Regions from separate parts of the Mus musculus genome. Here region 2 is linked to region 1. The links are chromatin loops, found by intact Hi-C in ENCODE. Cell type or tissue: heart. All regions are shown on one strand. Each heading gives the region's core, and the rest is flanking DNA. Links, peaks and the distances in the headings are about the cores only. Region 1 has its middle 36 kb from the start of Slf2. Region 2 overlaps Gm35460 (a long non-coding RNA gene).

Region 1 (16,483 bases), core at 4,802-12,801:
GTGTCAGTGGCTTTTTCAGAGGTAATCCTTGCTGAGCCCCTTGGAGAGCAATCTGACCAGAAAGCAAGCAAGGCCCGGGCCTGGCCCCTAAGGCTGGCCCTTGGGGTTGAGGGTGGGGGTGCACATTCTCCTTCAGAACAAGCTGGTCCCTGCAGGCATTATCTCCCTGTGCGTAATAAAACTGCTGAGGCAGGACCACCTGGTGGGCAGGGACAGGCAGCACAGGGACCTGCTGGAAGACTGTTCTGTCCCTGCCCTGGGGGCAGCCAGCTTTCCCTCCAGTCTGCTCACCCAGCTCCTGGGGCTCTACAGTAGGTTCCCACGATGAGCCTCCAGGCTGACCAGATAAAGGACTCAACCACCTCCACCTCGAATGCATTCCTCAAGATGTTCCCGAGCGAGCGAGCGAGCGAGCCTTCTTTAAAGTAGGGCTGAGGATTCATGCTTCCCCCAGACTGGAGTCCCTAATGTCTGTCAGAAAGGGAGACCTGTAGCTCTCTGTCCACCTACCTCTGCCCACCCTGCCCCCCATAAGCCTCTGCACCTGCTCTAAAAACAGTATCCCTGTCCATAGGCATAGCCTGTGTACATGTATGCACACATGCAAATGTGTGTTCCAGAGGCCAGATTTATGGGAAGGTAGAGAGACCTGTGACCTTGACTAAGATGAGGGGAAATAACATCAGTCAACAGACACGGGTCACACGCACGGCCACATTCACAACTTCCACAGAGACACAAGAGACACGCTTGTACACAACACAGCCTTGTGAGTACCGGGGAGTACTGGTGTTGTACGAATCCAGCCACAATGCCCCAGTCAGGTGTACCCAAAGTCCTTGTGGATGAACTCGAATCAGGTCCAGGAGTTGAAAAGAAGGCATGACCAAACAAAAAGGATATATGAAATCATTGCCAATCCACGGAGGTAGAGGTAGGGGGTGTTGACACTGGGAGAGGGCGCCCCCTGCTGGACAGAACAGCCATGCACGCTCCCCATGCCAACCTTTCTCCCTTACTTCAACCCACTGAAAACATCTGAACACCCAGCATACAAGTCTACCACACAATGGTCGAGGTCCAAGCAGACTACTATAGCTCTAGGTTCTTTTCAAAACATGCAAAATGTTTGACCATCATTTGTTTAAACTGTATAAATAATCTACTGGGTTTTAATAGGATTTTTTTCTATGAATCAGCAACAAAGCATGAAATGTGGTATTTTCACCATGAATAGCTGGGAAATTAGTCACCTCTGTCCATGATGCTCCATGGCTGTAGACCCCCATGCCATCTTGTCCCTCCCTCCCTTCCACTTCAAGCTACACTGGGTTCTTCAGAATGCTGCCCCCTTCAGCGTCTGCCTTCCTTGGCTAACAGAAGAGGGAAATTCCAAGGAGCCCCTGACTGAGAGTAAAAGTTAGGAACCCTGTACCCCATTTCACACAGTCTCCATCTGAGTTCAGAGCTTCGAATCCTGAGTCCCGGCATAAGTTCCAGTAAAGGCTGCCCCAGGTTCCAGATAAGCAGGCAGTGTAGGGAGTGTTCGTTGGTTTAAGAAGAGAAAGATTGGTGTCCTGAACAGGAAGTGTAGCGATGTATTTGAGGAGTCCCAGGTGGCCGGTCCCCCCAAGTTCATCATCAAGGCATACCTGCCTGTCAATGAGTCCTTTGGCTTCACTGCTGAGCATTGGTCCAACACTGATGGCCAGGCCTCCACCAGTGCGTGTTTGACCACTGACAGATCCTGCCCGGAGACCCCTTTGACAACAGCAGCCGCCTCAGCCAAGTGGTAGCTGAGACCCACAAGAGCAAAGGCCTGAAGGAGGGCACCCCAGCACTTGACAACTTCCTGGACAAACTGTGGGCAGCCTGGGATGGCCACACGCTGCACAGTGGCCGCCCATCAGAAGACACCGTGAGACTATCCCCACTGTGCCCCTCTGGAGGCTGCTGGGGCCACCCTGACATCACTCAGCACTCAATTGCTACCAATTCTATTTATTTCAGAATTACAAAGCAGGGGGAATCACCCTCTGCAGGCTGGACTGGCGGTCGTGGGGTGGACGGGGCACGTCTCTGAACATTTTTCAGAGGGAAATGCTAAGATGTCCAAAAGTCTAAATAAATGCATTCGGAAGTTAAAAAAAAAAAAAATAGAAAGATTGAGCTAGTCACCCTTTTCTCCAGACGTCCCCCCAAAGAGTTCTCAAACTTGGCCCTAGTCTGCCGCACACCCTTGTCTAGGCGCTGACAAGAGTGAGACCCATGAACCTACCAAGGAGGCTTCCCCGCTCACAACCTCGGCTGGCAGCAGAAGGTGCTGAGACAGGGGAGCCACAGTTGGTTACAGAGAAGATCGGCTCTAGGGAAGCAGAAAAGAGAGCCATCAAAGGCAGAAGCCCAAGCGATGTTAGAGATGAAAGACTCAGAGACAAGGTCAGATATGGGAAGGTGGATGGGCAAGAAACTATCCAACGTTCAAGGAAGGTTTCCCAATCTCCCTCCAGTTGTCTCTTGACTCCCGATCCTTGGCTCTACCTATCACCTACCCTGCAGCCCCTAAACATCTCTCCCTGCCTCAGGGTCCTGTCTGGAAAAGCAAACAGTCCGTGCCAGTGACCAAGGACCTAGGGACAGAGCTGGCTGGCCCTAAGGCAATCAGCCAAAGGCTGGTAAGACTCGGCCTCCAAGTTGGGCATGGGCCATGGGGGAGGGGAGGTGGGCCTCCTTCCTTCCGGGACCAAACCACTATCCACGTGTTCCACACAGAGCAGGGCCCCTTCCTTTCTGCCCCCTGCCCCTAGCCCTAGATGAATAAAACTCAGGGGGTTAGGGGAGCTATTCATGGAACCAGAGAATGTGTGAGCTGCCCACAGCCCCCTCTCATTAGGGGACCCCCGTCAGGTGGCGCTCATTAACTTCAAGTTGTCTCTTGTTTTAAAACTCTAGTGAGGGGGCAGGGTGGCGGGCACATTGTCTGGCTACTGCCCCAAAGAGATTAGGCACCCAGGGGGAGGGGGCAGGCAAAGGCCCTTTAATTAGTTACTTTGAAAGGTTCCCTGTCCTCTTTCTCTCAGGTCCCCCTCCTAAAACTACCTCCCCCCCCCCCCCACGGCTGGGCCCAGCTTCGAGGGGGGACAGTCTTTTCTGCTTCGTAGAGCTGCCTGGTCACTGGGCTTAAATCCGTAGTCTTTGTTCCTGCCTGGACAATGGGCCCAGGACATCAACCGCAGAGGCCAGAGAAGCAACAGAACCATCCATCCCCTGTAAGGTTGGGCCCGGCGGAGGCTCTGTATCTTGGCACCAGGGCGCAGCAGGGGCTGGACATCGTGGACCCTTTCTTGGCAGACAGGAAAAGGACAGGAGGGACACACACACACTCCTCAGCCTCAAGGCCTAGCCTTGGCACAGAGTAAATAAGACAGCCCTTGGGCCAGGGTCCTTTTACATAAGAATTTTCTTGGGGGGGGTTCCTAGAACCTAGTTTGAGAACAGGGAGGTCCTTTCCTTCCTATAAAACAGAAAGAATGGCTTGAGTCAGGCAGAGCTGGGTTCCAATCTTTCTCCACCATCCCTTAACAAGTAGCTACCCCAGCCTCTATTTTCCTCCCCCATTAAATGGGGGCACGAGAGGCAGACACAGTGGCACACACCAGTCATCTTAGCACACCGGATACTGAGAGGATAGTGAGCTCGAGGCTGGCCTGGAATATATAGTGATTTCCAGGACAACTGGGGCTATATAGTAATAGCCAGTCTCAAACCAAACCAAACCAAACCAATCCAGGGGCTAGGGAGATGGCTCATCGGGTAAAGGCACTAACCACTAAGCTTGACAACCTGATTTTGATCCCCAGAGCCTGTCATGGGCTAGAAGAAGACTGGCTCCTGCAAGTTGTCCTCTGACCTCCACATGTGCACAGTGGCACACACAGAGGCAAACACACAAAATAAATAAATGTATATAAAACAAAAACAGACAAGGGCTTGGGGTGTGGCTCAATCAGTGGAGTGGCTGGCTGCCTAGCATGCGGGAAGCCCAGGTTCCATTGGCAGCAGGGAATAGACCCAGATGTGGTAGACCCAGATGTGGTGGCATATTCCTGAGATCCTTGGACTCAGCAGCTGGAGGGAGGAGGATTAGAAAGTCAAGGTCCTCAGCTACACAGTGCGTTTGAGAGTAGCCTGGGCTACATAAAACCCTGCCTCAAAAACAATGTCAGTAGTAGCAATTTTAAAAGATGTGGAGGAATTTGAGTCTTCCTCTTAGGTCCTGAATAAGCTGTGTAAAGGTGTCTAGCCCAACCACAACATTAATATTGCAAACATGCCATCCATGGTAGGTTTTCCCATGTATGGTTCCTAACAGCCAGAGTCTGACCCCACTCCCTTGGCTTTAAGGGGCAACTTTACGGGACCCATTCTGCTTCTAGGTAGTGGTGGCAAACATGAACTAGACAGACAAAATGCCACATTTGGGAAAGGCTTACAGGACAGGAGTGGCGATGTGACAGTAGGACAAGCTAAGCAGCAGAGGGGTGGATTGAATGAGAGAGGATTTCTGCCTGGTCAGGAGTTGTCCGGGGAGGGGTGAAGCTGAGTAGCAGGAAGAGACGGTGAATTGCCTGGGTCAGCAGATTAATGGTACTAACGAAGTTTCCAAGAGCATGTTGAGTTGGGGGGTCGGGGGCGTCCATGTGGAAAGGCACATGACAGGGGTTGATCAGGCTGTGGATGAAACAGAGAGAGCTTCCCGGGCAGCGGAGGTAGGAAATGCCAAACCCAATTATGGCCCGACCCTTCTGGCCTCCAGATCCCTCCTTCAGAGAGCTGGGAAGAGGCTGTGACCTCTCTCTGTGGGTGTGTGCGCTCCCTGCCGCACGCATGGACACGCCGCTCACGTGGGTAGGTTATGTTGAGTGTGCACGGGGGCAAACCTCTGATAGGAACGAACATAAGGATGTTGTTAGTATTAGTTTGTGTGTCGTCTACACACACACACACACACACACACTTTTGTATCTACATCAGTTGATTCCTCAATGTTGTCCCCATATATCCCCTAAGTGTCTTTGTCTGGCCAGACCATGTGTCACAAGATCAGCCAGGGAACCATGGTGCAAAAAAATGTGAGGAGTGGGGAGTCTCTCCCCCACAAATCTACTCTGGGCTTAGCCCTGGATCAAGCCATTTAGGTGACTAATTCTCTAGGCAGATAACTAGAAATTTATCAGCCTCTGGTTAATGGGAGTGTACCCTACTTTGGGAAAACCCTCCCTTACGGAAATCATCAATTATGCGCTGGTTCCTTTTAACAGCCCAAGTTTGTTGAATGAATAAGTGTGGCGGGCTGGGCACCCGCTCCAGGTTAAAGACTTCACAAAGGATATCAAAGAAGCAGATCAAAGGGTGAACAAACATCCCTTACAGGACCTGGGAAAGCCCTTGGTTAAAAATCAACAGTCGAGAGGCGATTAAACATAAGATAAGGGCCTGAACTCATAACAGCAGCCCAAGAGCAGTGGCCTGCACTCGGGGGTCTTTAGGGGACATGGGGGTGAGATAGTGAACCACAGGCACATGTAGGCTCAGAATTGAACAACTCCCTATCTAGTGGTGTGTGTGTGTGTGTGTGTGTGTGTGTGTGTGTGTGTGTGTGTGCGTGCTATCAGCATTGGAACCTCCAGACACAGAGCAGAATTCACATTCTCTGCTGTGTGCTGAGTGGTGTGTTATTATAGTTATTAGCAATCACGTCTTATCATAAAGTCACTTTTCCTTAAATATGTAAGAAAAAAATGGCTATTCTTCAGAGTGAATTCTAGCCAGCCTATTCTCCTGGGAAATTATTTCCAGTTTTGTAGCACGAGAGAGTAAGACAACACAAGTACATGATCTAAGAGCCCTGGACACCGACAGGAGGCCCTGCTGGAAGTTGATCCATGACACAAGGAGCTCCCAGCATAGTGCTAGGATCCACATGGTGTCCTTTTGTGCGATCAAGCTCCAAAGGAATTACACAGTCCATGTTCCCCTTTGGGGATCCTAGCCCGTTCTCCTTCAACTCCAATCTCACAGATTCAGTCACTGGGGCTCCTGACCCTAAGATGGCTCCCTCTTCCCATGCCCCCCCATAACTACCCTGTGCCCCCACCACAGTGTCCATAAGGGAGACAGTTCCTCTTGGGGCCTGCAAGCTTTTGTTAGCGTTATGTGAGCCGCTAGTGACAAGGGCCCTGAAACCCAACTCGGCCAAACTCATAAAAGGGGTCACTGTCTCTTTAATTAAAGTTCCCTGTTTGGAGGTTAAAGACAAACCCGTTTGATGGTGCAGGTGTGTAGATGTGGGGGTGGGGAAGAAGAGTGGAAAGGGCTGGAGGGAAATGGAATTCTATCCTTGGAGGGGAGCAAGGAGGGGCCTCTGTAGGGGCAGACTGGCTGACTGGCCTGCAAGGTCTGACGGGGGAGCTGAGGGTCCCTGGCATGGAGAGGACCACGAGGGAAGAAACTAAGCAGGAGCAGGGAGCCTAGGGGCCTTGGGGCTGCTGGCTCCGATGCTCCTCAAGCATGCGAGCAGTCCAGGCCCAGAGCCAAGCCTGCGCAGACCGCTTAACTGTGTGCCCTCGGCCACCCCGCCCAACATTATGCCTCGCTGACCACTCCCCTTGCCCACTCTGGGATTTCCCCCCTCTCCCACCCCAAAAGTTCTCCATTAAATGAGGGCCCAGGGCCTAATCCCATCTCCACACAGAAGCAACGTCATCACAGTTTAACATAAAAAGATCAGCTGGTATCGACCCGTAATTTGGACCCACGCCACGCTATTGGCAGGAAGACAGAATAAGTTAGGGTGGCCATGTTTCAAAAATTCTCTGTGTGCACTCAATCACAGCCCAGGGAAGGCGGGCGGGTGCGTAATAACCCAGCCGCACTCTCCATTTCCCCTGTAGATCAATGCTAATACCGGGAGGCCCCGGAAGATGGATGGAACCGACAGGAACCTTGAGATCCCAACACGGGGGCTGGTGCCTCAACCGATAAAGGATTTCATTGCCACTGGGGCAGGGACATCAAAACCCTTGGGGTTGTGAGAGGACAGTCTGGTGGGGGCAAAGAAGCTGGAGAGGGGGCAGCCTCCCCTCACGGTTACTCCATCACGTTCAGGCATGCACACCAGCCCTGGATACACCTTGGCTCCCACAGTGCCAGCCCAAAGCACAGAAACCTTCTTAAGGAGTCCTTGGCTCTGAGGGGGACACTCACACGGGGTCTCAGACTCACTCAAACACAGGCAGATCTGCTGCAGGGAGACACACTCCCTCAGAGGCATCCACTTCTGATAAGGGAGAGACACCAAGATGGCAAATACCCACACAGTACGGCCTTGTCTTCCTTCTCTTTCTTCTATCTCTGCCTTCTTTGTGTTTCCTTCTGATGTTGTTCAGAAAGCTGCTGGTTGATGGGAAATTGGAGACCTTCCTAAGAAGAAAACTGGGAAGACCAAGGCATCTGGACAGACGCTCATATGCTGAGGTGAAGGCAGGGGAGCCAACTCCACCGGACAGCTCCGTTGCAGACCTATTTCCCCACCAATAGAGGTTTGACTGAGTCGTTTCTTCGCCCACTCCTCTCGGCCTCTCTCTACCATTTTAAAAAGTCTCATGTAACTCCAGGCTAGCCTGGAGCTCCCTATGTAGTCCAGGCTGAACTCAAACTTCAGGTGATCCTCCTGCCTCAGCCTCTTGAGTGAAGGGATTATAGGATCATGGGCATAAGTCAACAGTGCCAACTAGAGCAAGAACAGTTCTAAGGCCTTCCAGATCTGAATTTGTCTATGCAGACACAAATACTCAAAACATCAGCCACAAATACAGGTAACCCCAAAGCTGGCATTTTGAGTTTTGTTTGGTTTCTTTTTTTTTTTTTTAATTTAAGTGGTAGACTAAAACATAAACGTTGTACCTATTAATGTGCGGTATTAGTGTTCAGTACATGAATGTGCTGCAAAAAAAAAATGTTTAAATGCATGTTTATTTTCTCAAAAAGTTATCAATTCTATATAATGAAAAAGTGTAAAAAGTGTTCTAGTTTTTAAATGGGCTATATGTACATGTATGTATATATATGTATATGTATATGTATATGTATATGTATATGTATATGTATATGTATATGTATATGTATATATGTATATGTAATTATTATTGGTATTCTCCTTAACCTTTTAGGATGGCCTGAAGACACACATGCATGTGTGAATGTACACACAGAGATACGCACACACACAGTGGGGTAAAGAATACTTTTCCTCAAGCTCCCTACCTTTCCCAGAGCAAGATGCCAAGGAGTCTCAGAAACTCACCTCCACCCCCCCAATCCTCCCAGCCACCCCCACTCCCCATCTGGCTCAAAAAAGTCAGGAGCATGTAAGAGATACAAAGTCAAGAGTTTGGAGAGGGAGAAGTTGAAGCTGAGGTCGGCGCCAATCTCCCTGCTTCCTTCCAGCCTTTGCAGGACAAGAGCCATTTGTATGGCCTGGCACTGACATCTTGTGGCCACCCGTAAGGATTGCAGGCATCTCAATGAGGTACTTGGTCCGGTACAGAGGAGAGCTTGGTCAGGACTACAGGTCCCATCCCTGGAAGCTTTCCCCCATGCTTAGCTGCCAGAAAATACACAGGAGGCTGGCAAGTACCTCCTGGAGATTCAGGTGACAGGTCTGGAGGCTACCATGCGGAAAGGCTTCACTTGATAGCAAAAAGGGCCAGAGAAAGTGGGTGCTTAAGGGAACTTCAATCTATGGCAGAGACAGAACTGTGACCTTCTGTAGCCTCCACCTGACACTGCGCCAGGAGCTGAAGCTGAGCGGGTAGATGTGGCTTTCCCTAGGTAATCTTGCCAGAAAGAAGAGACCCAGCCCTGGCTTCTCCATCCATGTCCACACTGCAGGGGAGTATTTACTCTGCTTTCAACCCTAACCTGTTGCAGAGTGAGACAGGAAGGCATGTCTTCGTCCTGACAGAGCCTCTACCCTTGAGAAACAAGAAGATTCAGCTCCTTGCCAGTGCTTCATCCCTAGGAACAATGGAAGCTGCCAGTTATCACAGCCTTCCATTCAAAGCACTAGTCTGGAAGTCTAAAGGGAAGCTGGCTTCCATCGCCAGCCTAAGGCTGGTGAGAGAGCTGAGGCAGAAAGCTGGAGTCAGTAGGTTCCCTGGAGCCAGCCTCCTCCATTCAGCGGAGATCTAAAGTAGGGACAGAGGTAGCCATGACTGGAGCAAGGTCTGACCAGGGACTCCAGAACCCGTGCCTCCTCCTATTCCCCAGACACACCTACCACCTCTTAAACCAAGTCCCGGGCACCTAAAAAGTAACAAACCACACACGGGCAAAGGCCATGAGTTCCCAGCCGCAGAACCCTGGAGGTGCTGGGGTGATGAGTTTGTTATAAATTACAGACTCATTAAGAGAAGGTGTGAAGGGCTCAGTAACAGCTTTCGGGGGCCATCTTTTCGATTTCTTGTTCAGTTTGTTTATTGCAATTGTTCCTGTCTCATAAGCTTATTGCAAAACCAATAAAAATGATCTATTCCGAGAGGGGAACTGCTCTTTTGACTAGTAAGCTGCCACTTAGTAGTAGACCCCAGCCTTCCCCCTTCCCAATGGCTGCAGCTCTAGCCTGGTTGACCAGCTGTCTCCTGCCGCGGGGTCAGCAGAGGGTGCCAGATTCCTCCTCACCAGAAACTGTGTCCACCTGCCATGAAGCCACCCTAGGCTAGCCTCCGGCCTCCAACCTGGCCCCATCACACCAAGGACTGTGTACCCCAGCCCTCCAGCTCAGCTCAGTTAAAAGGGGATGGGAGGCCAGAACAGGATCCAAGGACAGTCACGGGAGCTTAGAATTTCACGTGGAATTTTGCTGTTTCCACACTGTGCCTCGGTGAACCTGAAGCATGCGTATCCTTGAAAACTAGTGGGATTAGCAGGAAGGCCTGCAGACGTTCCCTAAGGTCAGAAGCCCCAGCTTTGACCTTGACAGAACCAAAGTCATCCAAGTCGAAATTAAGATAACAGAGATAGAAACCCTCAGCTGAGCCAAGCCGTAGTGAAGCACGCCTTTAATCCCAGTTCTCAGGAGGCAGAGGCAGAGGCATCCTGGTCTACAGAGCAAGTTCAGGATACCCAGAGCTACACAGAGAAACACAAACCCTGTCTCAAAAAGAGAAAGCGAGAGAGCGAGAGAGAAGAGAAGAGAAGAGAAGAGAAGAGAAGAGAAGAGAAGAGAAGAGAAGAGAAGAGAAGAGGACCTCTGTCCTAAGGCAATTGGTTTTCCCCATACTCCAGTTTCAGAAATGATATCTGTTGCACTTGGTGACTATAATAGTCTGACACATCCTGGCTTTCCCTGTATTGCTGATGTTACGGTGCGGGGAGTGGGGCAGGATAGAGGAGGCTCAGGGAAAACCTAAAAGATCTGCACAGCCTCACACAGAACTCCACAATGTCAGGTGGGAGACTTGTAAGGTCTTTGTCCCCCATTCTTTTCTGCCTCAAATACAGAACCAAGGTCAGACCTGAAGTGACTTGGCCAAGGTCCCATAGTCAGTGGCAGAGCTAGAAGGGGGACCCAAGGTAACCAGCCTTTGACTCCTGGTTCTTTACAAAACTCTGCTATCTTCTACATCCCGCTTATGTCAAAGAGTATGGTGTCCTTCGCCAAGTCGCTGCAGCCACCACAGCCCCCAGGCTGACCTTCCCTCCCACCAAGGAGGACAAGCTTGTTCTCTCTAGAGCAAGATTGGTCTCTTTCCCCAAGGCCAATGCACTGGCGCTCCCCCAGGGCCTGGAAGAGGGAATACACGTTGGGAGAAGCATTTGAACTTTCTCTTCTACTCCAGGGAGATAGCAGAGGCTGACCATTCTTTATCTATTTGGAGGACAAGGAGTGAAGGGGAGGCAGAGCATCTCAAGGACTTGCTGTATCTTCAGAGAGTCCCAGTAATGTTGTCCCTTGATCGCTGTGAATGTGTTTATACCAAAAACACTTCAAATAACCTTTACTCTGTGTCAGTATTCTTCTAAGCATATTACGGATTCATTTGCTAATTATATTTTATGTAAATGTAAGCTGGGCATGGTGGCACATGTCTGTAATACTATCATATAGGAGGCAGAGGCAGGAGTGTCAGGAGTTCAAGGTATGCCTTAAACTACCTAGGAAGTCCCAGGCCAACCCTGGCCCCATGGCAGAAATAACTAGTATGTGTGCATCAAACCATTCTGTCCCCTGGAACTCAGTGTGTGTGGGCCTGTGAAGGGGGCTGGGGACAGAGGACAATGACAGGCCTCCTATTCTATCACTCTCTAACTTACTCCCTGAGACAGGATCTCTCTCTCTCACTGAGACTAACTGCTGGGCTGGGGGCCAGAAAGCCCCAGTGAGGGCCTGGAGAGCTACCTCAGGAGAGGAGAGTGCTTTCTACTTTTGCAGGGTTCAATTTGCAGCACCCACAAATGTAGTTCAATTTCAGGGGCTCTGATGCCTCTGGGTTGGATGTCTTCACCTGCTTCAGAGTCTTCAGCTGCTCTCCGCAGGCAGGAACATGGTGCATGGTCATCCTCGCAGGCAATCGCTCACACAAGCACACCTCCGCAATCTTCCTGTTTCTTCCCCATACACATACCTGGGGTGCTGGGGTTGCATCGGTGCTATGGGTGGCTTTTTTCCTGTGGGTTCTGCATATTTGAAACCATCAGTCTCCCCAACCCAATCTGGCCCCCTCTTTTAACCTTAGATTCTCTTTGCCTCTTGTTCTTGTGCCTGGAATACATTTGCATCTCTTCCGTGGGTGTTTATTGTCAGTTTGCTTCCTAGACTAAAATATTGACCCTGCAGAGATGGGGTGAGGGAAATTCCCTCTGCCTCCACGTTAGCCTGATGGATAAGAGCCAGAGGGTTTGGCTTTCAGTTCCTGCTCAACCAGATCCTAGCTGTGAGGCCTGGGGCAAGCTGTTTACACTCTGACTCAGTGGGACTAATAACAGTATCTACTTCAGAAGAGTACGAGGCTTTAGTAACTTAATCAAATGATATAGAATTACTTTATAAATTAATATTTAATCTCAATCCTCCTGTCTCAGCCTCCCTACTGATCAGATTTCACAAGAGTGCTCCCCCTCCCCCATGCCTTTGTGAAATTTTTAGACCTCACATGAAAGAATGGGGGGGAGGGGGCTTGAGGCTCCTGGCTGATGACAGCATGAGCTATCCAAGAGGGGGGGTGGGCGCTGAAAGCTGTTGCTCTAACAGGCAAGTAAGAATGTCTCAGGTAATAGCCCTCTCAAGAATGTGTGACATCCTGGGGCTGGAGTGTGAACCTCGACCTCTCTTAGGGCCAGATAAGGCAGATAACTTGTGTTCTGTGGATTTCCTCTCTCGATGCAAAGTGCCCCAGAGAAAGACTGAAGTTCAGAGTTCGTTTTCTGTCCTGCTAAGCCTCCAAAGGCCTGGTGGGAAAATATCTACATAGCAGGCTTTGGAAAGGCACATTCCCACGGCCTGGGAATCTTCTCTTTACAGCCAGTACAAGGACTGGGGGCTTCCTGTGATAGGGAGGAAGATTCTAAACATTCCAAAGAGATATGATGTCCTTTGAGTCAGCACAACTCTTGTTTACCACAATCTGGGTCACCCCTGCCCTTGGCTTCTTTGAAGAGCATGTTTCTGCTTGAGATAGGCAGCCCGGACCACAGATAGCTCCCATACCATCCCTATTTAGAGGCTTTCTGCCGGGCTCTGGGAGCTAGGGGTGAGGGGTGTGGTGCCAAGAACCCACGGCCCCCTGGCTCCCTCCCACACAGCAGCCCGCACTGACATCTCTGAGGCCTTTGATTAAAGAGACAAGTGACTTTGCCCATTCTATTGATCAGAATAAATTACTAGGAACTAATTTATGGGCCTCCCCACGGCCGATGACATGGTGGATTGTGCGCTATTGGTCAGTAAATTGGATTGTCAGGCTAGATTATTGGTTCGTATACAGTTATCTCTCATAGCAATATCAGGCAGCTCAGGTAGAGGAGTGAAATCCTTTCTCTGCTGCCAGCCTGCCAGGATGTCAGGCAGGAGGCCTTCTCCTTGGCTGCTGGGGAAGGGCGGGGAGGGGAGAGGAGGAGAGGGGAGGAGAGTTGAGCGAGGCCTCTGTGCAGGATGCTTATTAATTAGTGCAGCATCACAGCATTAAAAGAACATTAGTGTGGAATCGTCTGCAGAGTGATGGGGAAATGACATTGTGGGCCTCCTCCTGATTCTCCAGCTATGGCTCTGTTGGGTAGAAGCAGGGAGGGGGTTGATGAGCAGACAGGGGGATGGGAAAGATAAAGGGTGAGGGGCAAAAAGGGCCACGGGGAGGGGAAGGGAGAGGAAAGGCCATATTTGCTGGGAGTTGCAAGCAGAGCGGATCTGCTAAGTGCCAGCGTCGCTGAGCCACGCTGGGGAAATGGAGCTGCCGTTCTGCTCAGTACATCACAGCCAACGATGAAAAGTTCTGGAGCTGGGATTTCTCAGGCAATTTGGCCAGTGATGCATGGGGCAGTAGATCCTCGCGCACTCTTCCGTGCTTCTGCCAAGCCAGCAATAACAAAAACTTATTTTTTGCCAGGGAAACGGATATGAGTCAGGCAGGCCCATCAGGAGTAAGGGGGGCTTTACCACGCCACTGCGATTTGTACCGCTCCACTGTTTCCCCGAGCTCTAAAGACCTGCCAGGAGGAGACAAAGGCGAGACAATTTCGAGTTCATAGTCCTGTGTCCTCGAAGCATAACAGCGTGCCATAGATGGGGACATTCTGGGCCTGTGGGTTGCAAAGTCAGCGGTCTTTCCTTCGAGCCCACTGAGGAGGGGGGAAGTGGGGTGAGGGGGGTGAGCTGGGGTGCAGCTACAGATTCCCGGAAAAGGTTCACCCCCAACTCCAACCTCCCAAAAGCATGGCAGAAGGAGCCCAGAGTGCAAGAAGGGACCGGAAGAGGATGACAAGCAGGAAGGAATTTGGAGTATCAATCTAGCCATGATTAATGAAAGCATTACTATTTCCAGTTAAGACCATCTGTGCCCTCTCATCATCACGGACTGCCAGGGTCTTTCCCACCCACCCAGACCCTGAGCTATCCAGTCCCTGAAGGGTGGGATTGGAAACCCCACTTAGCTCCCTCCCTCCCTCCCTCCCTCTCCTTCTCCCTCCCTTTCCCCCTCCCCTCCTCTCTTCATGAGCCCTGAGGAGGCCTGTACCTCCTCTGAGGCATGATCAGGAACACAAGCAACCTGTTCCCTGAGCTTCAGGCCCCAGGGCAAACAGTCCTGACTTTAGCTATCACTCATTGGACACTGCCAGTGACCCAGTAAGTAAACTCCCCGTGGGGCAGAGACCCAGGGTTCCCAGCTTGCTTGAGCTACCCCCCACACACACACCCGCCCCCCAAAAATGCCCGGAGGAGGTCTCATTAGTAGCTACAAAGACATCAATATATTTCCTCTTCTTGGTGCTGTTCAGCATGCTGATTTGAGAGAAGAGACTCACACCTTGAACTGAAAATATTCTACACATTCCAAAAGGTACAGGCTTCAAAGGTGAAAACCCCTGGCTAAGCCTCTGGGTGTCTTTTATGCCTACCCCCATCACTCTGCTCTCTGGAAGTTAAACTGTGGTGCCTGAAGAGATGGCACACTGGGTAACCGCTCCCGCTGCCAAGCCCGATGACCTGAGTTTGCTCCCCAGGACCCACACAGTAGAAGAGGTCCAACTCCCACAAGCTATTCTCTGACTTCTACACCTGCACTGTGTACCTCCTCAAGACACACAGAGAGAGAGAGAGATGTATATATGTGTGTGTGTGTGTGTGTGTGTGTGTGTGTGTGTGTGTGTGTGTACATGAGTGAGTGTACACACGTACACATTAAAAACTAAATAGATGTCATTTTTATTTAAATTAAATTGTGGCCCTTGGCTATTTCCATACGAGTTCCTACCCTAACTTAATTGTTCTCCCATTCTACTCTCTGGGGACAAACATGAAGCCAAAGAGGAGAGGCCCTCTATGTCAGAAGAAACAGGACTAGATCCAGCCTGGGACAGTGCCACATCCTCTCTTCTGGCTCTGCTAGGTCTCAGCTTTCATTACAGCAATCCTATGGAAATGAGTCTACCCAGACCCAGAGCACCCCGGCCTCCAAGATGGAAGACTTTGCAAAGCTTCGGGAAAGAAAAGTAGGCCCACTGGCCGCTCTATAAATTAGAGACTCATTAAGAAGAGGCAGGAAGGGCTTTGGAGGCCTGAGCCTTTCGATTTCTTGTTGGGATGGTTTATTGCTATTGTTTCTATTTCATACGTTTATTGCAAAACCAATAAAAATTATCTATTAAGAGCAGGAAACTCATCTTTTGACTTCTTGGTGGAGGTTTCTACAGAATAAACTTTAACTGGTCCAGCATAGCTGCGGGAGAGGAGCAAGCCCTATGGAGTCACGCCCTACTGGAGGCCAGCCAGGCACAGAGCAGGAGTGTCCAGACCAGGGTGAGGGAGGGGACAGACTGGGGAGGCCACACAGTCAGGACTCTTCTACAGAGTCCCTGTCAGCTGGCTGTGTATTTCCATCTGTTGCTTAGTGCCTGCAACCGTGCTGCTTCCCAGCTTCTACTCTGGAGAGACCTCACTTGGAAGGAGACAGCCAAACGCTTGATTTATGGAGCTATTCTTGAAATGAATGTTTATAGAGATGTTTCCAAACAGATGAATAAGATGTCCAAGATCCCAGGAGAAAGGTCTTGTCCAAGTGAAAGAGCAGAGAGCTAACATTTGTGGTATCCTGTTCTGCCATGCTAGGCTCTATGCTACCACCCTTTTTGTTTGGTTTAGTTTTGCACCCCTTTATTAAAATTTTTATTTATGATTGGTGTGGAGTGTGTGTTGGCATGCATATATGGAGGTCACAAGACAATTCTGAAGGGATGGTTCTCTTCTTCCACCTTTTTGTGGGTCCCAGGTATCAAACTTGGTTCTCTAGGCTTGTGAGTATCTTTGCCTGCTGGGTTATCTTGCTGGTCTCTGTACCCCACTTTTTAAGAAAAAAGTATATTTTCTTGGGCTAGGGATGTAGCTCAGTTGGTAGAGAGCTTACATAATATTCATATAGCCTGAGTTTGATCCCCAGGACTACATAAACCATATATGGTGGGGTGGCCTGAATCCTAGCACTTGGGATTCCCAGCACTTCCCAGCAGGAAGACCAGAAGTTCAAGGTCTTTCTTGGCTACGTAGGGAATTTGAGGACAGCCTTGGATATAGGAGACCTTGTCTCAAAATAGAAGTAAGACTTTTTTTTTTAAGTGTATATTCTCTCCATTTTATTAAAAGGGACACTGAAGATGGCAATGTAAGAGATATAACCAGGAACAGAAGACAACATAATTCCCAGCCTGGGAA
Region 2 (16,483 bases), core at 5,762-13,761, 240 kb before region 1:
CTTCCTGAGTACTGGGCTTGCAAGTGAGTACCACCATCCCAGGTCTTTTATGCTGGACCAAATGCTCTTTGACAATGAGCTATATCCTCCGCTCTTATAAGATTATCTGTCTATCTATCTATCTACCTATCTATCTATCCATCCATGTGTCTAGATGTTTGTCTTTGTAGGTGTCTCTGGGCATGTCCATGTCTCTGAAGGTCAGTCCTTACGTCTGTGACGTCATGATAGTGTGTTCTTGTGTGTCAGTACTTCTATCTGTAGCACATGTCTCAGTGGGTGGCCATGGGCTACTTTACGAAGCAGCCTGTGAGTTTGGATTCATGGACCCTGTATGACCATGTTTCCTGGCTTTTCTACCCAGGGCCATCAATGTTAGTCCCTCCCCGAAGGCCTGCATCTATGGAGTGGCGCTCACGAGTGTCTCCATCTAAGTCTGTGTTTCTAAGTCCTTCTTCCAAGAACCAGCCCCAGAAGGTGTCTGCCTCCCCACCCCCACCTCTGACAACCATCGAAAGCTTCACAGTAAATTCATGGCTGCCTGGCTGGGAAACAGGCGGCGGCAATGGAAAGGAAGCGTGGATTTGCATATTGAATTAAAATTAAGAGCTAATTATGCAAATAAATTATGACATTTGGCAGGAGAATTTGCTTCAAGATCATTTATTACGTTCTTTTTATAACAGTGTGAGCATTTAACGGTCAAAGACAATATTTTAAGGGAAAATTAACGCAAGATTATTAACCTAAAAACAATTCCACATTAATGAGATGGTGAACTGGTTCCCTACACGCACCTGGGCAGGTCTATGCCTAAGCTGGGAAGGCCTTTTTCTCCTCCCTCCCTTCCTTCCTCCAATCTGTAGAGAAAGGATGCTGGGAGGGGGGTTAGGAAGGCAGGAGAGCCTTTTGGGTTGACTTCTTCCTAGATGGGGAGGGGGGTGATGCTTGGGCTGAACACCCCTCCACCAACACACACACACACACACACTCACTCACCTAGGAGAAAGCCCTGGGCCCCTCAGATGATGAACTAAAGCTCCCCTCAGCTGCTGGTAACAAGTGTGAAAGAGTATGGACCCAGCCCTGTCCTTGAAAGGACTCTTAGGTCGGAGATGGGCTGATGGAAGCTAAGAAGTAGGACTTAAACATACTTACGCTCCACCCTGATGCTTCCAATTCCCCCTTCTCCCATAGTGCGGAACCCCAAACTCCCTGATGTCCCTCCAGCTATGGGTGCTCCAGAGCTCTGAGCTTCCACCTTTCTGGATCCAGTTTGCTCTTAGTTTTCTCTAATTACCTTAAGGTAACCATTTATCTTCGTTTTGGAAGGGAAAGGCAAGGAACAGGAAGCCTTAATTTAGGTTTTCTTAAACCATCAAGCCATAGGAAATGGTGGTCGGCGTCTTTCCAGACCTCACTCTTCTCCCTCTGATATAGCATGAGTGTTGGTGCTCCTCACCGCCAGCTCATGCCAAGTTCTAATACTTAATGACATCATAGCGGCAGGTAGGGTCATTTGGTAAGGCTTAGTGACCTTGTTAAACAAGGAGAGAACAAGAAAACATGCTCTCAAAGAGCAATCAAAGGTCAAGGCCATCCTAGAAACTGACCTACTGGAACTCTGAAGTCCCCAGCCTCCAGACCAAAATGGGCAACAAGCTTCTAGTGACTATCACAGCATCCCACGTGGACTGAGACAACCTTCCCGTGCTGTGAGTGAGCATCTTTGTGTGTTAAGCTGTCTCTTCTACCTGATTCTCGAACTAGCTCAATACCCTGCAGAGCCTTAGGGCATGACATTCCAGAGTTAAAGCCTCCATTTCTGGAATATTTTGGCTATGATACAGGCATTCTTATGGAAGGCAAGATGTTGTCACCTGTCCTTGCAGAGTACCAGCATTTTTTTTCCCTCATATCAAGATTCAGCTACAGGCTCAGTCTTAGCTTAAGCTTAAGCGGCCAGGTCTCACCAGGGCAGAACAGAGTCCTGGGACATGTGCTTTCTCTGTCGTTCGCTGGCAGGTCACATCCTCCCAAGGGAGCCAGTGCCTGCCTATGCAGGTCCCTTCCCATCCTTACGTCTTCCTGGGCCCTGCAGGACTAGCCACATGGTCTCATCAGCTAGCATCTTTGAGACAGACCGAAGCGGGACACTAGTAAAATGAAATAGAAGTTCCTTGGGTCCAACTCCTCCAGGTGGCTGCAGATGGACAGAGACAGCTGTCCACACCTCTCCATATTGTTACTCTGGATCCTATTTTCTTTATCACTTTTGGATCTGGCTCCCTCCATCTCTGCTTTCTATTGTTTCCTGCTCCAGGGTACCACACATTCATTTTTGCTTCTTTTGCTCCTTGCCCATTCCCTGGACACACCTGCTTCTGCACCCTCCACAGATGACCCACTGGCAAACCCGTGAGTTTCCTGCAGAAGTTCTGGGGTATGACTCGCCATCCACACATGAAACAGGAATAATATATGCACTGCCAAGGTAGTAGCGCGCACCTAGCAAGACAACACAGGTTAGGGTGCTTTGTAATTTATTTCCTTGTAATGGGCTTGACCCCAGGACCTTGGGAATGCTAGGCCAAAGCTCTGCCGACGAGCCATGCCCCTTGCCTGCCTTGTGATCACAAGTTCAGATGCTGTGTCCAGGTTGAGATCAGAGCAGGGGGCTGGGCAGACAAAACTGCATCTGCTAAGAGGATTCTAGAGTTAGGGAAACATTTTTCCTTTTGGTGTGGAGTGGGAAGGGGTCTTTTTACTTTAAAAAAATTTTTAATTTTGTTTTAAGGTTATTATTATTATTATTATTATTATTATTATTATTATTATTTTAGACAGGGTTTCTCTGTGTAGCCCTGGCTGTCCTGGAACTCACTCTGTAGACCAATCTGGCCTTGAACTCAGAAATCTGCCTTCCTCTGCCTCCTGAGTGCTAGAATTAAAGGCATGTGCCACCATGGCCCGATTTGTTTTAAATTTTTTATTGCATGTATGTATATATGTGTGTATTATGTACATATATGTATGTGGCATGCCACAGGACTGTTGGACAGGTCAAGGGGACAACTTTCAGTTTTTTTTTTCCTGCCATGATGTGGGTGCTCGAGGTTGAACTATGTCAGGCTTGGCAGCCAGTGTCTTTGCCCTCTCGGCCATTTCTCTCTCTGGCCTCTTTGGACCCTTCAGCTCATTCATTGACAGCATGCAAAGGTTGAACTCCTCAGTCAAGGACAGCTGTAGAAAATAATTATACTGTCTTCATTTGCGGCGGAGAGAAGAGAAGGCTAACGACTTATCCAAGGTCATTTCATAGGTGCCCAGCCACATGCCCGAGTCAAAACGGGGCACCTGGAGGGAGCCTTGTGATTGGACACTATAGTCCTGGTGGTGCAGACAGACCTGGTGGCCTGTGCCAGGGTGCGGGTGCTCCCCTAACAGTGCTCTGCCACCCAGGCAAGGGTGGACTATCCCCCCTGAGAGGGAGGGTGGGCTTATTAATAACATCACTAATAAGAGAGAGAGAAAACAAAGCCGGCGGGGCCTGAGCATTTTTTAAATAAAGAAATCTCCCTCATCTCGTGGTTAATTTAAAAGGTTTATTTCTTGAAATGAATCCTCTTCATCAAACCCCCGATCCTTGAAGATCGGAGGCGACCGGGAGTGCCGGTAATGAATTGATTTGTAACATGAGCGACACGCGCCCTCCCGCCCGTGCCCACTGCGGGCCTTTAATCTGTGGCGTTTAAGGGGAAGTGAGCAGCTTCAGTTCTCTCTCCCCGCACCAAGCAGAGCAGCCTTGGGGCAAAGCTGCGGCCCAGGCCCATTGACACCCATCCCGGAAGCCAGCCTTGCGGCCTCCAGCACCTCTATCTGTGCTAACCTGAGTTGTCCGAAGCCCCACCCCCGCACCCCCACACACATGCACAGCCACCCTGCATAATCCAACAGAATATATACTCATCCACACTTCCCAACGTCCCGTAAGTCTCCCTCTGCGGGGGAGCTTGGAAACTGAGTCCCACGCAATTAACAGAGGGGCTCCAGGGACTGATAGGCACTCAGGGTTGGGGGTTTATTAGGCCCACAGTACTTTTAGGTAGAACTTAACCAAGGGCATATATTATGTTATGCCTGTTTGAACCACAGTTGGCTTTAAAGCCTAGTTCCAATTTCCTCCCCCTTTAGATAGGAGTCATTTGAAGACTAACAGGAAAGGGGGAGAAGGGAAGGGGAGAAGGAGAGGAGGAGGGGGAGGGGGAGGGAGAGGAGAGGGGGGAGGACGGGAGAGGGAGAGAGGGAGGTGGCCGAAGAGGCCAGAAGAGGGTATCAGCTCCCCATGGTTGTGAGCCCCTTGCTGGGGGACTTGGTTCCCAAGCTCCATCCAGTCCCATGCATGAGCATCAAGTGTTCCTCAGCACCGGGTCACCTCTCAGTCCTCACAAAGCTCCCCTGAAACTGCAAGCTTCGCAGGGACAAAGATGGCCACGAGTGAGCTTCCCATACTGAGTGTTTAATTACTCTGGCCTGGAGTAAGCAAGCGCTTCGGACACGTTAGGTGGTTAGGTGACGTCGCGATTGTCAGCCTGTCCTGTGTCCTCAGATCTACTTGCTATGCATTTTTAAAATAAATGTATGCTTAGTTCTCCCTAGCATGTAGTCGGTGCTGATGCACTGGGAATGATGGGAAGGGGAAGAGGACAAATGGCCATCAGGTGTGGGACTGCAGAGTGCTGAGCACGGTGGTAAACAGACACAGTGGCATTTCTTTAAATCTTGCCAACAGCACTGGAGATTGGCCTAATGTGTATTGATTTGAAAGTGAAACAGAAGCACAAAGAGGTCAAGAGGTTTGTCTAAAGCCACAAGGCTAGGAAGTGAAAGGGAAGGGATTTGGACCCAAGTAGTCTGTCTCCAATCCTGCTTAGGGGGGACATACTGGAAAATGGACACACAACCACACAGTTACACACACATACATACACACACACACACACACACACACACACACACAGAGGGAGGTAGAGAGAGAGAGAGGGAGAGGGAGAGGGAGAGGGAGAGGGAGCGGGGGGGGGGGGAGAGAGAGAGAGAGAGAGAGAGAGAGAGAGAGAGAGAGAGAGAGAGAACGGGGCATGCATGCACGCACCCATATACATACATGAATAGCCTTGCCCTGAGCCCATGGGGTGGATTCATTACACCTTGAGAGGCTACTTCCTAGGAGATGTTCCTAATCCTCGCACAGTCGTCGTAAGTCAGTTTGGAGACACCTCTGATGACAGGTCAGTGCCAGCTCTGTCCTCTCGGGCCTGTCACCTACACCAGTGTGAGCAGAGCCTGCAAGCCCAGCTGAGAAAAATCCTGTCTCTCAGGGTCATCACCTCGTCAGCCTCTGACTGACCTTTCACAGGGATCTGGGCTTTGCCAGACTAAAATCCCCTCAAAGCAGGTGAGCCCCACCCCAAGCTGCCTCTCAGCGTGTGTCCAGCGGTAAAAAAGCCGGGTCTGGTGCCTTTCAGCTTCTCTCTCTGGTCACTGTCATTTTGTGTGCCACCACTTGAGGGCCCAGAGGGCCACAGAGCTGTTTCTTGTCCTCAGAGTAGTGGGTCAGCCAAGAGAGTGGCTTGGTTACAAGCTGGACCCAGGACAGGGGAGCCACATTCAGGCTGGGAACCTCCATATGGTCTCAAGGCTAATACTTGTCTGATTCCAGCTCTCCTGGATCCTTGATGGCTTTATCTTCTGGTATTCATGCCAGTGACCCCCACCCCCACCCCATTTCCAGAGATATCCCTCTTTCCCAGGTATCCCTCTTTAGTCTTGCCAAATAGTTCCTAAAAGCACACACCCCCATGCCCTACCAGAGAGGGTCAGCCTGTCCCTACAGGCATTTTTCAACTCCCCATGCTGGTCAACATCTGTGTCTTTCCTATAAGCTGAGATGCGGTGCCCGGTGGGCCCAGGGCAGGGGCAAGGGCACACACTCCCCTCCTGCAACTTCCTAGAATAAAATCATTTTTTATAACTGTTGGGATCCTGATTGAGCTGTCAAAAGTACATGAAAACAGCTATATAAACGGTAAACTACCCATCAGTCACAGGCCTATTTGTTCTGAGACAGTATCAACATCACACATTTTTCTTCAAGATAGAAAGTAATACTTACCCCAGCAGATCCAGGTAATTCTGCCCCCATTCCTAAAAGAAACTTATTAGTCACACCATTCCGTTCTTTTTTATTCCTTGGCCCACTAGTCTTGGCTTCGTTGAAGCATCAACAGACACCTTTGACTTTCTCTCCTGTCTACATCTAGATTGAGTGTGCCCGTGCACACACACACACACACACACACACACACACACACACACACACAAACACACTCCACAGACGAAAGTAAGAGCAGAGGAGATACACAAAGGGATCACCTTTGATGATATAAACTAACCTGGATTCCAACATAGATTCTGACCCACTATGTGAGGGCCGAAAGTCAGAGGGGAGCAGATGCTAAGTTGTCTTCTGAGAATATGACCATCAGAGCCTGACGAGGTAAGAATGAAGAAGGGGAAGCTTCTTCTCTTTGGGGTGGGACCTCCCCTCCCTGCCTACCTGGATGGACTGATCTTTACAGTCACTCGGATCAAGGGAACCCATTCCAGGAACTTGGGGTTGAGAGCCCATGGATGGATGGATGGATGGATGGATGGACGGATGGATGGATGGATGGATGGATGGAGAGATGAATGGGCAGAGACAGGCAGATAGATAAATACATGAAAAAGTCTTCTATCCCCACACTGAACATACACATCCATTCAGTGAGGCTTGGGGGTTTTGAGTGGTTCTGTGTTTGCTGAAACCAACCTACTCTAGGTATGACTCCAGAAGCCTGTGCTAACTTTGCTCAGCATTGCCAACAGGAAAACAAGAATAGCATGGTGTTCTGGTTGGGTTTGTTTGTTTGTTTGTGTCAACTTAAACTAGAGGCATCTAGGAGAGGACCCTCATTTGAGAAAATGCCTCTATAAGATTGGCCTATACAGGTTGAACATGTGGCGTATGCCTTTAACCCCAGCACTCTGGAGGCAGAGGCAGAGGCAGAGAGGCAGAGAGGCAGAGAGGCAGAGGCAGAGAGGCAGAGAGGCAGAGAGGCAGAGAGGCAGAGAGGCAGAGAGGCAGAGAGAGGCAGAGGCAGAGGCAGAGGCAGGCAAATTTCTGTGAGTTGGAGGCCAGGCTGGTCTACAGTGTGAGTTTCAGGATAGCCAGGGCTGTTATACAAAGAAGCAATGTCTTAAAAAACAAAACAAAACAAAACAAAACAAAACAAAACAAAACAAAACAAAACAAAACAAAACAAAACAAAAGATTGGGCCATAGGAAAGTCTGTTGGCATTTTCTTGATAAATGATTAATGTGGATGGACCCAGTCCACTGTGGACTTGTTCAGGCCACCCTGAACAAGTGGGTCTGAATTGAATAAGAGATCTGGGGAGAGGCATGGGAGCAAGGCAGCAAGCAACACTCCTTTCTGACTTCTGCTTCTGTTCCTGCCTCTCAGTTCCTGCCTGAGTTTGATCCTGCCATGACTTCTGCCATGACTTCCCTTGGTGATGGAGTGCAACCCAGAGTTGTAAGATGAAACAAACCATTGCTTTTTGGTCATGGTATTTTATCACTGCCGTGAAAACCTTAACTAAGACACACGGGGTGTGAACTGTGGGCCTGTGGCAAGCAGATGGTCTTGGTTAAGCCTGCTTGGCCTGCAGTAAGTACACAATGCCTGATTGCTGTTATTGCTTTATGCACACCTTGTCAGTGCCAGGATAGAACCCAGGGTCTCAGGCATGTTAAGCAATGTTCTCCCATGAGCTACACCCCCACTTCCCGCTATTCCTGCTATGTGATTTTGAGCCGGTTATTTAACCTCAGTTTTCCTATATATTAAATGGGAACAATAATGATAATAATAATAGTAATAATAATAATACTTTCTCCCTCATAGGATTCTTATGAAGAGTAAATTAGTTGAATATGTATAAGTTGCTGAAAACATGGTGAGACCCCACAGCAAACACAAGGAGCCTGAGAGACAAACCACCCAGTCTGATTTATTTTTAATTTTTGTTTATATATACCTTTATTCACTGGGGCGTTTTGCCTGCATGTACAATATGTGTGCCTGAGGAGGTCAGAAGATGAAGTCAAATCTCTTTTTGTTTGTTTGTTGTTGTTGCTGCTGCTGCTGTTGCTGCTGCTGCTGCTGCTGCTGCTGCTATTGTTTTAAGACAGGGTCTAATAATATAGCTCCAGCTGGCTTGGAGCAGACAGATCTACCTTCCTCATGAGTGCTGTGATTAAAGGCATGCCCCCACTACGCTTAGAGAAGTCAAATCTTGAGGAACTGGAATTATAGGCATTGTGAGGCACCACATGGGTGCCACCGAGTCCCGGGTCCTCTGCAAGAACACCTGTTCTTAACTGCGAAGCCATCTCTCCAGACCCTTTATTTCCCCTTTTATTATGTGTATATGTGTGTCTGTGTATATGCGTATATGTGTATATGTGTGTCTGTGTATATGCATGTTTATGGCACATGTGTGCAGGCTCACCATGCCTCCTGCACACCAAGGCTGGCCCTTTAAGAATCCTGAGCCCTAGGGAATGTTCTAAGCAGGTGCCCCTCACACCTCTGAGCAGCAGTAGCAGCTTCACCTAGGAGCTTGTTTGAAGGGCACGTGTTCAGATCCCAGCCCAACCACAGAATCAGAAATGGAGATGGGGTCAGCCAGGAGCCCTGGAAAGACTCCGGGAACAGCAGGGACTGAGGGAAGCCTCTGCACGAGAGGAGTGTTGGCCCAGGCCTTAAATGTTGGGTGGAGGAGGAATCTCTAGAGAAAGGGAAACCAGATATGGCGAGTGGGGCATGTCTGTGGTCTTGGCGGGTAAGGAAGGAGAATCACTCTGATTATGAGGCTAAAGGGAGCCCAGAGCCAGCCTAGAACACACAGCAAATGCAAAACCAGACGGGTGGGGGATGGAAGTAAGAAAAGAATAGTAGCCAATGCCCTTTGACTTGACAAGGTAAAGAGTCCAGCTGATGCAGTGAGGCTTCAAGCTGGGGATGTGGCAAAAACTAAGCCAGGCTGCTGGGTTGGTGTCCCTGGATGCAGTGCCTTATTAATTGATTCTCCTCTGAATATCTCAGGGGGCTTTGTAGAATTATCTTTAAAGGCAAACTCTTGGGATCTCCCTAAAAAGAGAATGTCCTGTGCTAGGAGTGGCCTTTCATGCCTAGGCTTCCCACTAAGTGGCAGCCGCCAGTCCTGAAGGACTCTGCGGAGCCCCAGCCTCCCGTCCCATCAAGCTTAGAGACAGAAAATGTGAGGCTTTCACAAAAGGTGTGAGGGGTCTGAACCAGGTCCAGCAGAGACATCAGAGTACCCGGAGGCCTTCCTGGCACGGCGTCCCGTGAACACACACACACACACACACACACACACACACACACACACACACACAGAGTGTGCCAATGGTGAGACCCTGGACTGAGAAGAGCCCAGGGTGAGCTGGCTATGGGGCTTCAGGTCTGGAGAAACGCTAACAGACTCCCGTGTCCTGCCTGGGGCTACCACTAGGAGGCTAATGAAAAGGGAAGAAGCAGGCTGGGGCTTGGACCAGCAGGAGACAGCAAAGGGACAATGTGAAGCAGGAGGGAGGTGGCCCCTCAGGCAGGGACAGACAATGTCCCCATATGGGAAGCAGACGGAGCCACCCCGCCCTCTTAGTCCTGGGGCTCTGTGCAGCAGGCAGCACTCTCTCGCTTGATCTCTGAGCCTGGGTAGCTGTACCCCGGAAGCTGAGCACACTGAGCTTCTGAACAAGTTGCAGAATAAGGGCTCAGCTCACCAAAATTCCCATAATGGCATGAGGACACAGAGCCAGGCAGAGGCAACCATATGCATCCTCCCTAGTATGCACCCAGTTAGGTGACAGTCTACTTTCTCTAGATAGTCTTCAAACAGGCTCAAAGATCCCCTAGAGCCGGCCAGCCTACCAATTTTGTTGTTTTCTATAGACAATTATTTCTAATACTTTAGCAGAAAGACCACTACCATGCTGCGTCCACCATGAATTTTCCAACAGATGTGTGGGGCTTGGTTGCCAGTCCGCACCAGCAATGCTTGGAGCACAACTTAGAGGGGTAGCTGGGGTGACAGAGACTTCTGCACGACCCCCAACATCTGCTACCCACCAGGGAAAGATCTGCCAAGTAATCCCAAGTTTTGGATCATTTGTAACGAGCCCCTACCCAAGTTTATTATATACAAGACATTTTTAAGACCTACCATCTCCATGTGTCCCTAGTAAGCCATTGTCTCGGTTTCCTAAGACCCTCCCTGTCTCTAGGTTTTAGCTCAGCCTCATTTTTGCTCGTACACTATTTTTTTTTGCGGGGGGGGAGGGAGTATGAAGTATGAATAAGAATTTTACAATTTCACAGTGGAGTCAAGGGCAAGAGATTGGAGCGCAAGGCCCAGCCAGGTCATCCCTTATCTTCCCTAAGGAAAATACAGCCAGGCTTCTGTTCCTCTCTGCGACAGGCCCAAAGAGAACCTCTGTAGGATAAGAGATCACTCAAGATTCTTCAATATTTAAGAGGTATCTTGGCCCTACTCTGTGTTAGACCCTTTGCTTGGGGCATCAGTCAGTTCTCAATTGGCTATGAGCAATGGGAAAACACTTTGAATTAGTTTAAACACAGAATGGAATCTACCGAAAGGGGAGGAGAATCTGCAGGTGATCAGAACTAGGTTCAAATAGTCCAAGAAAGCAAGAGCAGACTTCCTGAGCCTCGGGGATATACAGAGCAGGCTCCTAACCAATGAATGCCACGTCTCTGAGATTCACCAGCTGTCACTGGGGAAAGCTCAACACTCAGTTCCTTCTTGAAGAAGCCCAGAGATGGCCCTAGATTGGTCCCCAATAGGTCAGTTGGTATATCAGAACCAGGAGAGCCTGCCAGGGTCGGGTAGGATTAGAAGACTCTCTTTGAGACCATGTTTTTATTTCCAAAAGATGAGCCCCTATTCCAGGGGCCTCTGCCAGCAAAGTGCCAGAAAATCCTCACAAGTGTATGTAGTGAGAATTGTTAGCTTTAGGGCCAGAGATATGGCTCAGCAGTTAAGAGCACTGACTACTCTTCCAGAGGACATGGGTTTGATTCTCAACACCTACGTGACAGCCCACAACCACCTATAACTGCAGTACCAGGGGGGTGCTATACCCACTCCTGGTCTCTGAGAGCACCGGGCATACAAATGTTACACAGGCATACATGTGGAAAAAACATTCATGCACATAAAATAAATCAATTAATTAATTTTAAAGAGTTCTTAACACACACACACACACACACACCTTTTACAAATGTATTAACTGAGATTTGGTTCTCAGCCCAGTTAGCCCAAGAGCCTGGATCCTCAAAGCCTGTATGTTTGATAAAGGTGATGCTGACTTCCTGGGAGGATCATCCAGTCAGTGTATCAAATAGACCAGGTATATGCCACACACTGCAAGCTGTGTGGGACTGTCAGAGATCGGTCACCGCAGGGTTATATGTGGCAAGAAGGGAATTACGGGGCGGGGGGTCGGTCCTCTTCTCATCCTGTGATCAGTTACTGAGGTGGCACTTGACCTGATCCTTAGAAAAACAGCAAACAGATCAAAGAGTTTGGCCAAAGCTGAGAGCACAAGCAGGAAATGGGTTGGAAGTAGAGACAAAAGAAGAAATTGTGACCAGTTTGGACTGGAGATGAAATTGCCAGAGATTGAAAGTACAGGCTTGGGATCTCAGCCCAAGGGCTGTGGTCCAAAGGACTTATTTAGACTGTATCTCAGTTTCCTGGTTAGTAAAACAGGACGAGATTGAAATAGCTACTTAAGACTGTGCTGAAATTTGAATGAAATAACATAGGAAAATAATGCTTTGAAGCAATAGCTATTATCATAAGTGATTTAGAGTAATTCACGTTGGGAACCACTGAGTATTTCAAAGTTGGACTGTAATAAAGTACCACAAACTGTGTGGCTTGAAACAACAGAATTTATCCTCTCATTTAGAGAATTTATTCTAGAGGCTTCGAGTTCAAAGGCTTGTAGTGCAGCTCAGCTGAAGAGGGCTTACCTAACCTGGTTGACATCCTGACTTCAGTCCTTAGTACTAGGTGGGAATGGAGATGAATGTATCTGTAGAATCATATTCCCTTGAAGCCCATAGTGGGAATCCTTCCCTGTATCTTCTAGCTTTTGGAAGGGCAGGGCATCTTCAGCTTGTGGCAGCATCTCTCCCATCTCAGACCCTTCTTCCCAAGGCTATCTTTCCTCTGGATCTGTGTTTTCACCAGACTCTTGCTTCATTCTGCGATGACCTCTATTGGACTAAAGGCCATTCCACACAGTAAGACTCAACTTGAACTTATGCTGTAGTTACATCTGCAAAACACTCTCAAAGTGCCAAGAGTTAGGACTTCAACAAATTGGGCTAAGGCGGGGAGGGTGGTGTGTGTGGGGTATACTTCAATTTATGACAGAAGCTGTATGTTGAATAGACTGATTAGTAGGGGTGAGTGGGACCAACTACAGCCGAGGGAAATAGATGTTGCAGAGACCACTCAAGAGTCAAGAAGTGAGAGGCCATGATTAGAGCCAGAGTTTCTGGGACAATGGTGATTTTATTGGAGCTGATAAATGATAGGGTGGGAAGGCAGCGGGAAAGGGGTGTCTGGATGATCCCAGGGCTGTGTGGACAGATGGACAGATTAGAAAGCAGGGCAGGGGTGAGAGGAAACCTGAGGGTGAGGAGGAAAGTCTACTGGACTCTAAGTTGTCTAAGGGCACAGCTGGGTGCTTCTCTAAGTATAAGCTCCTGGCATATAGTCAGGTCAGACGGTCTCAAGTAAGGCTGGCCAAAGAAACTAGCACGTTCAGTTTTCCAAAGAGGTGAGTTTGCTGTGCCAATCAGAAGAGGCAGGTGGAAATCCAACCCTGTCACCTAGAAGATAGAGTGTGAGTTAGAAGTCTCCGCTGGGTGTTTAGTTCCACGGAGATTACAGGTCGCATGTGATTGATAGTTGGTGAGAAGGAAGCAGGGAGGGTGGGAAGGGCTTGAGGATCCGGGTGGGAGGCGCAGCTCTGTTTAGAGGTGGGGGAAAGCAGAGGGAAGCAGTAAGAGGCTGGAAAGGCAGGCGCCTGAGAGTTGGGAGGTTGGGGGATGAATGGGAAGGCGCAATGTCATGGAAACTGAGAAAGGAGACTGCCTCAAGGAGGAGGGGTGGGGCCCGCTGCCAAACAGCAGAGGTCACAGAGGTCGCAGAGAAGAAATATTGAGGGGAGCCTGTGGATTTGCTAACTAGGAGGCTACTTCCAAGCAGTACCCCCACCTGGATAGGGCAAGATGATGTGAGGTGAGTCCGCTAGGGCAAAGAACAAAGAAGGGAGAGCCTGTGCACCTACTGTGTGCATGCACCCCTGCATTCTTCACCCTGGATGGACCTGGCTGGTCTATGAAACATAGGAAAAGCCAAAAACAGAATACACAATGGCAGAGGGTGGGGCTTGTGTGTGCACATGAGTAGGGATTTGGGTTTTGCCCAAAAAAGGGGGAGAAATTCTTACAGCACCCAGTAGGGATAGATGAGACCTGTGGCTGACACCTCTGCCTTGAAGTCCTCATGAACTTCTTACCATATCTGCCTTGTTTATCTCTGTATTGCACTCATCCCACCCCTCCCCCAACCTGGGCCAGCCTAGCACATGTATGGTATTTGGGAAATACTTATAACAGGAAATAATGACACCCAATATAAGCCAGGCACCCCTTATTTATCACCCCTTATTCATCAACAGCTCCATGGATAGGTGCTGTTTTTATCTCTGCATAAAGAAAATAGTTCTGAATGGTTCACTAAGGTAATGCATTAAGAAATGGCTGGCTGAAGCAAGATTCGAACCCAAAGCTAGGCATGGCGGCACACTCCTGTGATCTCATCATTCAGGAGGCTGAGGCAGGATGATTGTAAGGTATACAATAAGTCTTTAGCTCAATAAGTAAATTAATTAGATAGATAGATAGATAGATAGATAGATAGATAGATAGATAGATAGACAGACAGACAGACACAGAGATTAGATAGATAGATAGATAGATAGATAGATAGATAGATAGATAGATAGATAGATAGATAGATAGATAGACAGACAGACAGACACAGAGATTAGATAGATAGATAGATAGATAGATAGATAGATAGATAGATAGATAGATAGATAGATAGATTAGATAGATTAGATAGATACATAGATAGATACATAGATACATAGATAGACAGACAGACAGACAGACAGACAGACAGATAGATAGATAGATAGATAGATAGATAGATGGGAAGAGGGGGAACAGAGAGGGAGAAGAGAGAGGAGAGAGAGACAGAGAGACAGACAGAGAGAGAGAGAGAGAGAGAGAGAGAGAGAGAGAGAGAGAGAGAGAGAGAGAGAGAGAGATCCAATTTCTTATGATCCTTGAACATAGCATTTAGGCCCTTAGTATTGAAGATGGGTGAGTCTGGGCAGTGGAAATAAATGCAGGTATGACCTATGTCTTTCCTGCAGTCTTAGCCATTTATCTGTAGTGTCTACAAGGTATTTGCACTTGTGTCTATGGTCCTTGTGTGTATGGTCTCATGTAAACGCTGTGCCTGCATTCACATACCTGTCCCTGTGGATGTGTGAGTCCCCCCAGTCTGAGTGCTCATGCTGTGTCCACTTGAGACAATGATGGTTGAGCTTGGCTCTCAGGTATGCTTAGAGGTCAGCCCTTAGTCTACCTCAAAGGACCCTTGCCAGGGTCCCTGGCCCACAACAGTTCTGACCATAATTCTACTCCCTTGTTTAAAAGGGCCAGTGGGTTTAATGATTAGTTACCGCCTTGTCGATATCCTCACCCAGAGAGAGGATGGATGGTGAGCCCTGCCCCCGCCCCTGCACACACACATACACTGCAGCAGATTGCAGATGAGGGAGGGGCTCTGTCACCAAGAGGACTGGGATGAGGGATGCTCCAGGGGAGACTCTTCAGGGACGTTACAGGGGCCCCTTCTTGGGAGCCTTCGGTTGCTTTCACAAAGGTGATGGCTGTGGGTAGAATTATCTCCCTTCAGCCACTCCTCACCAAGTCCCCCAGGCTCTGGGAGTCTATGAATCTTGGGGTTCATGAGGGAAGACCCCTCTTGAGGTAGAGCATGCCTGTATGTCTTGTCACTGTCAAATATTTAGAAGTGTGTAAATGTCTCTCTGTGTATGTGTATGTCTGTGTATGTCTCTCTCTCTCTCTCTCTCTCTCTCTCTCTCTCTCTCTCTCTCTCTCTCTCTGTGTGTGTGTGTGTGTGTGTGTGTGTGTGTGTGTGTGTGTGTGTCTCATTTCCACCTCTGTGCTTTGATGATGACCAGGAAGCTACATTTTGAACCACATTGATAATTTGGGTATCCAAGTCGATGCGGCCCTTTAAGTGCCTCCAGGTTCAGATGTGGCTATACATGTCCACACCCACATGCACATCCTCACATATGTCAGGCTGGGGCATATGCAAGTATGCATCTGTAGATGTGTGAATGCATATGGTGGGGGTGGTAATATGACCTGTGTCTGTCCTGCAGTCTTAGGTATTTATTTGTGGTGTCTACCAGGTTCATGCACATTTAGGTCCTTGTATGTGTGTCCTCATGTGGGCACTGTGACTGAATTTAAACACCTGTCCCTGTGGACTTTTGAGTCCCCCAGTCCTGAGCACCCCACACTGTCTCCATTCAAGACAATGGCGGTTGAATTTGGCTCTCAGATATGTTTAGAGGTCAGTCTTTAGCTTACCTCAAAGGACCCTTGCCAGGGTCCCTGTTTTGTGTGTGTGTGCATGTGTTGTTGTTGTTGCCCCTGTCCCTTAGAGTGTCCCTTAGAGTCCCCAGGTGTCTGTGTCCTCATCCTTCTCTGGGTACTGAGGTTTGGCCATGCACCTTCCTGAAGGGCTGCTGAAGGAAGAAACTCCCATGCTCCTCTTCTATATACTCAAGGTAGACTCTGGTGCCACAGATGCCAGGGTATAGAACTCTGAACCCATCTCCAGTGTTCCACTGGCATTCCTGCTGTGCTCCTGAGTCCTCACAGCCTTGAACTTGGGTGTCCTCATCCACACTACCCTCAGATGTCCCCACTGTCCGTCCCCTGAAGCTTCAGATTCACACTGCCACCCAACCTTTGCTCTATGTCCTGAGTCCTCTGGGAGCTGAGTGACTGTCTTCATCTCATGACTGTCCCTGTGGCATTAATATCTTTTGGGACAATTCCAAAATAGTCCCATGCTTCATAGCTTCTGATCCCCAACCACCTCACCAGTAACCCTACAGCTCAGAGACTCTCTTCAGTCA

Evidence for each region. A loop is a pair of places that touch in the nucleus more often than their neighbours do. Peaks named below come from ENCODE experiments on the same cell type or tissue, not always from the same donor. Only the 100,000 strongest peaks of a DNase experiment are listed, where the experiment ranks them.
Region 2: a loop joins it to region 1, with 6 times the contacts of the local background. A loop is called at or near these places in 10 of 42 quality-filtered maps.

What each region holds. Positions count from the first base shown.
Region 1 is chr19:44,886,909-44,903,391 of GRCm38, forward strand. No RefSeq gene overlaps it. Among named protein-coding and RNA genes, the nearest start is that of Slf2, 36 kb to the right of the region's middle. In heart, for the core only: CTCF peaks have their summits at 8,563 (motif pointing left) and 9,724 (motif pointing right); a DNase peak (open chromatin) is centred at 8,563; H3K4me3 peaks cover 535 bases; H3K27ac peaks cover 1,856 bases; H3K27me3 peaks cover 4,143 bases.
Region 2 is chr19:44,646,234-44,662,716 of GRCm38, forward strand. It overlaps Gm35460 (a long non-coding RNA gene), which reads left to right. Exons shown (of 7, transcript XR_877875.1): 6 at 1-23; 7 at 365-583. Among named protein-coding and RNA genes, the nearest start is that of Gm41854, 18 kb to the right of the region's middle. In heart, for the core only: a CTCF peak has its summit at 9,646; no DNase peak of the experiment used is centred there; H3K27me3 peaks cover 7,587 bases.